2 separate regions of the Mus musculus genome follow, and region 2 is linked to region 1. Evidence: chromatin loops called from intact Hi-C (ENCODE). Cell type or tissue: left cerebral cortex. All regions are shown on one strand.

Region 1 (5,000 bases):
ATGGCTGTACTCAATAGTCTCAGGAGGTGCTAACTGTGTGGGTACCCAGTGATGCCCAGGACACAGAGGGGCTCTGCCAGGCCTGCTACGTCTGGAGCTAAGAACCGCACATCCTCCCACCCACCCATACTATACTTCTGTCCTCACCTTGGATCTCATGTCTCATTCCTGAGGCTTCTCAGGATCTGTGGCCAGAGGTGGAAAGACCCAAAGGTAAAGATGCCTCATGAGGCAGCTTGGTGTCAGACCACACAAAGATGGATGTTCCTGTACCTCAGCCCCACATAGTGGTTACCACTGACTATGGCAGCAGAGAGCACCCTGCGGCAGAGTCATATCTGTAGGTCCAGAGACTACTCTGGGAAAGTTCATTCCCTGTCTACTTGCCTCACCCTGTAACTTCTCACTTGGGCCTCTGCTCTGCAACTCTGATAACTTCCACCATAAGACCTTCCCCGAAGCTGAGCTGATGCCAGTACCAGGCCCTAAACTTCTAGAACTCAGAGCTAAATGAACCTTTTCTCTTCATACATTAGCCAGCCTTAGTTATGTCATTATAGTCAAGAAAAATGGACCTGTGCATCTTTGTTTTCTTATTTATGTTTTTACTAGGCATGTTGGTGTGTGTGTGTGTGTGTGTGTGTGTGCGCGCACACACACACTCACAAGCGTGCATGTATGTGTGCATATATGGGCATGCTCAACTGTGCTGGCAGGCATGAGTAGAAGCCCAAGGTTGAAGTTGGAATGCCTTCTTCTGTACTTGTCTACCTTAACTTTTAAGGCTGGGTCTCTACTAAATCTGAAGCCTGGCATTTGTTTAAACTGGCTGGCTGGGGAGCCTCTGAGATCTGCACATTTCTATGCCCTAGCCCAGGAATTGCGGGCACACACTGCTATGTCTGGCTTTTACTAGGGTGCTGTGTAGCTGGCATTTTATCCATTGAGCCATCTCCTCAGCTCTGTGTATCTTTTCCTTTCCTTTCCTTTCCTTTCCTTTCCTTTCCTTTCCTTTCCTTTCCTTTCCTTTCCTTTCCTTTCCTTTCCTTTCCTTTCCTTTCCTTTCCTTTTCCCCAGAGCTGAGGACGGAACCCAGGGCCTTGCGCTTCCTAGGCAAGCGCTCTACCACTGAGCTAAACCCCCAACCCCTGTGCATCTTTTCTTAACCTTTGGTTTTCAACTTTTCTCTCACCCTGTGTTTCGGAAGTCTTTCCAAAAACACACAGCCATACTTTAAAAATTCCAGTTTCAGTTATATCTTTGTCTTTTAGTTGGAATACTTTATATGTTTAATTAACTAATTATACAAATTTAATTATTGATATAGTTGGGCTAAAATCTGGCCTTGAAATTTATTTTCATAATTTGACTCTATTGAAATTGTATGTAGAGGCTGGAGAGATGGCTCAGAGGTTAAGAGCACTGGCTGCTCTTCCAGGGGTCCTGAGTTCAATTCTCAGCCACCACATGGTGGCTCACAACCATCTATAATGGGACCTGATGCCCTCTTTGGGTACGGAAGATTGATATATATTCTTCTTCAGAGACATCTTGGAATATCTTGGAATTCTTACTATATGTAAAATTAAGAATTATATTTATAAACCATGAGCTCAACATTTTGCCTTTCCCACAGTGAGAGAGGACCTTAGCCTTTGGAGCTCTGGCCCTGCACTTGGTGAGATGTTTCCCTGAGGGTTGCTCTATCAAAGCTGTGACTGTCTCAGCCACACGACATGCTATTATCACCAAGTTTCAACCCACTTCTTTTCATTTATCCTCACGGAGCCTATTAGGCCTTCAATCCTTCTACTTCAGGCCTGCCTTTAGGATCGCTTTTCTCGTCAGGAAGAAAAGATGTAAACTCTGTGCTCTCTGTCTCGCCCTCTTCTCACAAGCTCTCTTCTCTGCAGCTCTACAGTGGTGCTTACTTTCAGGCCCTGACAGCTGCACCCTATGCCCCCTGTATTTATCATCACCCCTTGAATACCTGGTCTGGTGTCTTTGGCTGATGTCCAACATGGCTTCTCAGTCACCCTCCTGACTCAGTTGTACCCTGAGGGTGCCAGCCTTCATGTGCACAGGACCTCCACCCTGACTCCTTCCTGGGTGGCCTGGGAGACTTGATTGTTCCTTAAGACCAACAGTGGTTCGGAGGCCCAAGCATTCCTGTCTTTTCTAATGAACATATTCCACAGGATGCTGTGGACTGTTGAGTAAGTTATGTGCTCCCAGGAGTCTCCAGTCCAGTATGCAGGTGGCTTGTGAAGTTAAGGTTGTCTGTTTCTCTAATTGATACTAAGATTCTACATGGGCAACACATTAGTGTCTGGGGCCCCTTGTTGGGGTGAGAGTTGGGGACATGACAGTGCCAGTAGACTCAGCAGGATTCTTGGCTCTGAGGACCTGCTCTTTGACCAGAATCCCTGAGAGGCTCCTAGGAAACTCACCCAGTGGACATCTGCCTGGAGTTCTGTGGCAGGCTGGGATCCAGTCCTAACTTTTGCTCTGCTCTGTCCTCTACTGTCCAGTGATGACACTCAGGATGAAAACCAGGCACAGAAAGGACATGGCGGCTGCCAGCTGGGCTCCTTGCTCCCCCTGGGCTTCCAGGGCTATGGGGAGCTGGCAGGCTGCGGTGCCGGGAAAACACATTGTTTGGGGGCGTTGCGGATACAGTACAGGATATTTTTAGCAGATTGTTCTGACTTAGTGAAAAACCTGAAAGATAGTGTTGATGAGCCCCTTGTTTTAGCTCCGCAGATGGCTGAGCTATAATTAGACGCTTGTTTCTGGGCGACTCTACAGTTCTGTAAGAAGACACCTTGCGGGGTGCAGAGCACATGGCGGGAGGGCGCCTTCGTGGTTTAATTTGGGGCTCAATTTTTTACTCTTTACTCTCAAACCATTAACTGTGTTTGTGACAAAAAAAAAAAAAAAAAAGAAAGAAAAGTAAATGATTCATGGGTTTCTCTAGCTAATCTCAGCCTGGAGAGGTCAGAGGTTGACCCCTTTGTTTTCTGACTTGGTGACAAGCTGTCAGGCACCCTCCTCCTACTCAAAGGTGCTTCTGGGGCCTCCGCCAAGGCAGGTTCTCTGTGCTCACCTGCTCTGCCCTTTCTTTTCCAACAGGGCTTTCTTTTGTGCTTAAGTGTGAGACACCAGGCCTGTTCCTTCTCTTGCTCTTCCCGCTTCACAGGGAAGGGGCTGTGGCTTTTCTACTCCTAATTGTTCTGGTGCTTAAAATGGGGATATATGCCTTTAGTCACCAGCTCCATCTCTCTTCTTCTCTGACCCATGGGCTCCCTGAAACAGGACCAGTGTTGGGTCTGTCTTTATGAGTTCATTTCTTCATGCAAGGAGAGAATTAGTGAAGCACGCTCCGTGCACAATGCATGACACAGGGAAGATGCAGACGAGATTTGAGAGAAGATGGGCCAGATGAAGCTGAAGACGGGAGCCAGCCACTCTACTCTTACGGCTGGGATGGAGATACAGACACAGTCCCAGGCAGGAGTGGCCACTTATTGCCACAGGCTGACTCCCACGACCCTGACTGCCTTCAGAGACCAGTCACAGAAGGCAGAGATATGCTGACCTGTTTCCTGTCACTGTCGCAAATGTCCAAGGTGACAAACTTATCAAAAGCATAGGCTTTGTAGCTTGTGGATTTGGTGTCTCGCTGAGGGGTGTGTGGCAAAGCAAACACTTCACCTCACTGGGGGAGTACAAAAGAGTGAGGGTCCAACAGTCCCCACAATCCCAGACTCTGAAGGCTTCTCTTGGCTTCATCCCATAAATAATCTCTCACAGCACCACTGGGGCAAAGCATTTACCTTACTGATCTTCAGGGGATGCATACGGTCTCAACGCCATTAAGAAAGGAGGGCATGCCACTTCCTTGGCCTGTGTCTTAGTTTGTTTTCTCTTGATAGTAACACCATGACCAAAAGCACCCTGGGGGAGGAAAAGGCTTGTTTCAGCTTACATCTTACAGTTCAGGTTCCAGGGGAGGCCAATTCAGGAATCTGGAGGCAGGAACTAAAGCAGAGACCATGGAGGAATACTGCCTACTGGTTTGTTTTCTGTGGCTTGCTCACCTTTGCTTCCTAACAAAATTCAAGACCACCTTCCCAGGGGTAGTACTGCTCACAGTGGGCAAGGCCTTCCTATATCAATCATTAACCCAGAAAATGCCTCACAGGCTTGCTGACAGGCCAGTCTGATGGATGCAGTGTCTCAGTGGAGGTTTCCTTTTCCCAAATGACTGTTGCTTGTATAAAACTGACAAGAAAACAAAACGAAACATCCCCCCAAAAACCCAGAAAAACAAAAACCAACCAGCCAAACAACAACAAAAAAGACAAAAACAAAACAAAACACAAAATAACACACACACACACACACACACACACACACACACACACAAACACAAAACTAACCAGGAGGAATTGTAAGGATGCCATGCTGTATCCTATGTCTATACCACTGTCAGCTTCTACCTCTGTCTGGTCACTGGCTCTGAGAGAAGCCAAGTTAACAGCAGTTATCTGAGGCCTGTGGGGTGAGGAGCTGCCTCCCTCCTATAGTCACGGGTATGGCTTGAAAGCAAGACCTCACACACAACAGCTTCCACGGACCACTGTCCCTGTCACTAGAGGCCTGATGATCACCAGGACAGTCTGATGGTCAGTCAGTCAGAACTGCTAGCTGAGCTCTTCCCAGCCCCCTGCCCCCACTGCTGAGGCCAAGTGAGCTTTCTAAGTTGTCAAACTTCCCGTTGACAGATAACAGACACACCATACAATCTGGATTCTGCCAGTACCTGAGTCAGGGGTGGGGGCTCAGTCACCCTCCCCGTAATCTGTTATCCCCCTGCCTCTCATCTCTCTGGCATCATTTCTTCCTTTCTTTGCAGGCTAGTTTTCAGCCCTTACCAACACAGATCTCCACGTGGCCAACATCCACCAAGATGGGGAACGACCGAAGCCACAGGGAAT
Region 2 (5,000 bases), 110 kb before region 1:
CCTTCACTCCACCTAGCTAGCTGCCTTCCCCTACACATCAAGACCAGGGAGGACCCTACAATACCTTACAATACCATGGCCACTTGACCATGGTAATGTATAAGGAGAAGAGAACCAAGCAGAACAACAACAAAAAAGTACCCCCAAAATATCCATGGTCTCCATTTTGTGTCAACTGCTCCTGAGCATGAGGCCTCCCTGGAGTGTGGTTGATACATCCAGTGATAACCTTCTAACCTTCTAGTAATTTCCTTTGCCAGCAAGTATCAATTGCAATAGCTTCTTCATTAGGAGTATTTTGTATCCATTTGTATCCATGCTGGGATTTTGTCTGGTTTGAATTCCAGCAGCAGGTCTTATGCATGCTAACAGTCTCTGTGAGTTCATTGTTTGGATTCTTTCTTGACAGAGGAGGGAGGGAGAGACAGAGAGGGAGAGGGAGAGGGAACAAGTTGGTAGACGGGAAAGTAGGGAGGCTCAGGGAAGAGTTGAGGAGGGAAAAGACAATTATCAAAATACATAAATTAAAAAACCCAAATAGTTAAATAAATAAATAAATAAATAAATAATAAATAAGCAAGCCAGGCAGAGGGAACTGAGGCTCAGCTCCTAAGTGAATTCCTGCCCGTAAGCAATAGGGCAAAAACAAGGCCACTACCTCACAGGTACCAAGTGCCCATGGGCTGGAAAGTACTGTTGGGTGTGTGTCTTAAGGCTGAGGAAGATTCATCAGACTAAAGGCATCCTTGAAAGCCAGGCTCTTTATACATAGTACTTTATTTATTGACCACTGACCAAAGCAACATGTGGCTCACAGGTCTCTGAGGGCAATGCAAGCTACCTCACATAAAGGAAATGGGAACCAGCCACACACAACCCACGGGCTGAGTGGGCTGGGCACGAGACCATTCCCAAGCTAAGACTGTTCAGGGGACTAGCCTCAGCACCTCCCAAGCCTACTAAGAAGGCTAGGTTGGATAATACTATGTACTGGAGTCAAGGGTACATGTAAGCTACCTACACACTTGGGCCTCTCTAGGAAGGCCTTCTAGGGGTACCTCTGCCAGAAGGTGCACAGCCATTCTGTCTTACATGGTATGATAGCAGAGCCTGAGCCCAACACTTAGCCATTTTTTTCCTGTAGTTGTAAACTGTCTCCTACCAATGAGATGTAGGTTGAGCTTCTATAGACCAGGGTGGAGGCTCATGGGTAGGTATCTGGTCTTTACTGGGACAAATTAGCACCAGACTCCAAGGGTCTCCACAGAAATCCCTACTGGTCTTCATGTCTTCCCATTTTCCTTCTTATTGCTAGGCACAAAGATGGAGGCAAGTCCTAGAACAGCACATGGCCTAGGTACACACAGTACATGGGCAGAGATGGGAGGCTTCCTGGAACACAGAGTACATCTCTTATACATCTGTTCTAACAGCCCCCAAGCTTTGCTTTCTACTTACTCCATGGTCTTCAGGACATCCAAATGTGGTCAATTAAACCGCCTCGCCACTGGATCTTCCAGGATGGTTCTGAGTAGACGCCTAAGCAGTACATCCTGTATAGGGTATAGGACAGCCCCTAAAGGGGATCAGATGCCCTACCCACCCACTCCCCAAAAAAGGGGGGGGGGAAGAGAGAGAGAGAGAGAGAGAGAGAGAGAGAGAGAGAGAGAGAGCGCGAGCAGTCAGGGAGGGAGGGAGGGAAAGAGACTGTTCTAAAGACCACAGGAACAGAACTCAGAAATGCATGGCAGCAGCATGCTCTGTCTAAGCAGGGCCTTGCGCAGGCAGAAGGTCAAGCTACCTCATGTTCCCCAACAAATAGGTTCTCCACAGGGGCAACATTCTTAGGTATCATACCTCGGGAGCAATCAGATACAAGGGGAAAGGCAAGCCATGTTCTTATTTATAATCAGTCAACATGCTCACCTCAGACCACACAGGAAGCATTTTCATGCCAAATACACTAACGGGAAGATGCCGAGAAGACAGGAAAGAGGTAGAAAGGGTGGTTCACAGCTGAGAAGCCAACCTCAAAAATGCTTCCAGGCTTCCCTTTAGGAAACAATTGTTGCATTTGCAAATAGAGTTGCTCCCCCCCCCCCAAAGAAAATTAAGCATGGGGTGACGGAGCGTGGGGGAGGGGAGCATGGGGGTGGTAGGAGGCTAAAGCTGGCAAAAGTAATCACTTCTGAAAAGAATGCCTGCTGAAGCCAGAGCAGCCCAGGGAGGTCACAGATAGAGCAGCCGGTCTTCTGTGTCCTAATAGGCTCCCTATGCCACTCATGTCCATGCACTGACAGCAGGCCTGTCCCAGGAGTCCACAGAAATACTGGGTATGTGTCTACAAACAGCATGTCTGAGCCTTCAGACTATGAAGGTACAAAATCGGCCATGACACCTGGATGGTGCTAGTTTCCCTGTAGAACAGGCTAACACCCTTGCTCAAGACTTCTGGAAAGTATAGCCCAGAGCACATCTGGACTCGGGACTGTTTCTCTTTGGGTGGGGACACTTTGCAAGGCTGGCATTGCTGCCACCTCCTATGAAACTGTCTGAAACTACAGACCTGGTGTGGGCTACTGGCCTTCAGCCCACTAAGCCTTATCCAAGCCGTTCACCTTGAGGTTTCAGATTATCTGCTCCTGATAAATTAGTCCAACTGAATACAATTAACTGAACTTGGGAGGTCTTGGTTACCTAGCAACAAATGAGATGGGGCTGACACTCCCTAATCTGAACCCAGTTTAATACTAGCTAGGAGGTCTCCATAGCAATCCAAGGATGCTCATGGAAGCTTGCAGTTCTTTCTGCTGTAGTTAGGTCCTTCAGAGAAGGTTATGGGGATCTATGGGCATGACAAGCAGCAGAACCATCTGGGCATCCATGAGCAAAACTGCAGGGCTATTAAAGAGAAGGCTCAGTAGTTCAGAGCACATGCTGCTCTTACAGATGAGGGAGGTTCAGTTCCCAACACTGAAATCGTGGCTCACCACTGTCTATAACTCCAGCTCTAGGGGATCTGAAGCCCTCTTTTGGCCTTGGAATGTACTGCACTCACATGGTGAACTTACAAGCAAAAGAGTTACATTAAAAACTTCCAGGACAATTCAGGGTGTGGTATCTCCCAGCACTTGGGAGACAGAGGCAGATTTCTATGTGTTCAAGGCCAGCCAGGTCTACAAAGGGAGTCCTGGACAGCCATGGCTGGTTACATTCAGAAACCCTGATTTGAAAAACAAACAAAAACACCAAAAGCCAAAAAAAAAAAGAAAAAAAAAAAAAAAACCCCTTCAGTACATGAAATTCTGCTTTATCAGGCAACATCCATGCACGCAGGCAGGGGTGGGTAGGTGCCACAGGGTGCCTAAGCACAAACCCTCTTGGACATTTGAGTCATTTTCTCTTCTGCTCTTCAGAGGTCATCATGACCAGACAGACTGGAACTAAGGATGAAAACTCAGGGTGGTGTTCAGCCCGCTTGTACTTCAAGGCCAAGGCTCCTTACTAATGAGCTATAGTATCTTTGTTTACACAATAAGGTATTATCAAACAGAATGCATTCCTCAAAGCAAAATAGCACAATGGGTAAGGACACCTGTCACCAAGCCTGGTAAGCTGAGTTTGATCTCTGGAATCCACATGGTAGAGAGAACTCACTCCCCCGGGATGTCCTCTGACCTCCACGTACATGTATGCTGTGGGATGTGCACGTGTGCATGCACACACACACAAAAGTAAATGTAAGAGCAACTTTTAAAAAAATGAAACACCAAGAGGTTTTTAAAGAAGGGCACTAAAGCACGCCATCTATGAAGTCAAACCTCACACAGCTGGCCAGGGACAGAGACAGCAACACCACTGGGCCTTATAGACAACACAACAAAAGTCTCGTGTCCATGCTTTAGGGTCTTCACCACCCCTCGTTGCAATGGTAAAAACTCTAGTTGGTTTTTAACACAATAAAATAAATTCTGGAAAACAAAAAAACCCAAAAACCTCAATTCTGCAAACATCCTTAAAAAGATAACCCTTGGTCATATTAGCAGGACCATGTCTAAGTTACACAGAGTGGGGTGGGAAGGTACTCTCAGTGATGGGGACACCAGGCAGCTCTCTACTCAGGGGCTAGGCCAGGCCTCTTGCTGAAGGCCAGCTGCTGCTCCCTAGTGAAAGCAGGAGGAGCTGGCATGTTTAGACAGGGGAAGCAAAGGCAGCCCTGAATCTGAAATCAGGGCAGCCAATCTGGACATTCCTCTGGTGCTGGGTTGGGGGCCTGCCACATGTGACAACTCTTAACGGCTACTGCAGAGAGTTGCTTTCCTGGCAGGTCCACACTGAAAATGGAATAAACAGCCCATAAAACAATCCAGCCCCCTTGACATACATAAACCACGAGACTGACACTACACAACCGTAAGGGGAGCCTCAATGGATAAACCATCCACCAGGTGACCTAGACCAACATTTCTGGCCAGAAAAGTGAATGAATGCGCTTCCCAGCTTACTCACCAGGCTCTTTGTTGGGGCAAGGATATATAAGGTGACCTGTCGGAGAAGAGACCCTGGCAAAACAGGAGGCCATGGGAACCTGCTGCTGAATCTACTCATGGGCTGGCCATTCCCACAGGGACACTCCCATCAACAGCCAAGCATGTGGGCAGGAGAGCCTGGCCAGGTGCAGCTGACCCAGGCTGCCAGACTGCCTGCAAGAACAGTTAGAGTTTAACAGCAAACATAATCCTCACTGGCATGGCTGAGGTGTAAAACCAGTTCACACCCTAGACTCCTCCAGGAAGACTGGCTCTGGGCAGGAAGGTAGGTGGCCCCCGGGCTCTGGAAGCTCCACTTATGGGCATCTGAGAAGAGAAACAGCTCCCCAAAATTTTCCATGGAACTTAATCAGCCTCAAAGCCAATAAATCCTGGTGTGGTGTTTACGTAAGCGCTCCTAGCCTCTGGCCCTCAGCCAGTACTCCGAAGCCTACGCTGTGCCAGCTGTCG

Evidence for each region. Peaks named below come from ENCODE experiments on the same cell type or tissue, not always from the same donor. Only the 100,000 strongest peaks of a DNase experiment are listed, where the experiment ranks them.
Region 2: a loop joins it to region 1, with 8 times the contacts of the local background. A loop is called at or near these places in 5 of 42 quality-filtered maps.

The regions. Positions count from the first base shown.
Region 1 is chr7:64,030,523-64,035,522 of GRCm38, forward strand. No RefSeq gene overlaps it. Among named protein-coding and RNA genes, the nearest start is that of Gm20670, 24 kb to the right of the region's middle. In left cerebral cortex, a CTCF peak has its summit at 2,579; DNase peaks (open chromatin) are centred at 2,719, 3,135 and 3,365; H3K27ac peaks cover 1,784 bases.
Region 2 is chr7:63,920,161-63,925,160 of GRCm38, forward strand. All of the region lies in intron 1 of Klf13 (Kruppel-like factor 13), which reads right to left. It overlaps E030018B13Rik (RIKEN cDNA E030018B13 gene), which reads left to right. Exons shown (of 3, transcript NM_001256311.1): 3 at 1-379. Among named protein-coding and RNA genes, the nearest start is that of E030018B13Rik, 5.8 kb to the left of the region's middle. In left cerebral cortex, CTCF peaks have their summits at 3,041 (motif pointing left) and 4,191; DNase peaks (open chromatin) are centred at 4,230 and 4,935; H3K4me3 peaks cover 449 bases; H3K27ac peaks cover 3,000 bases.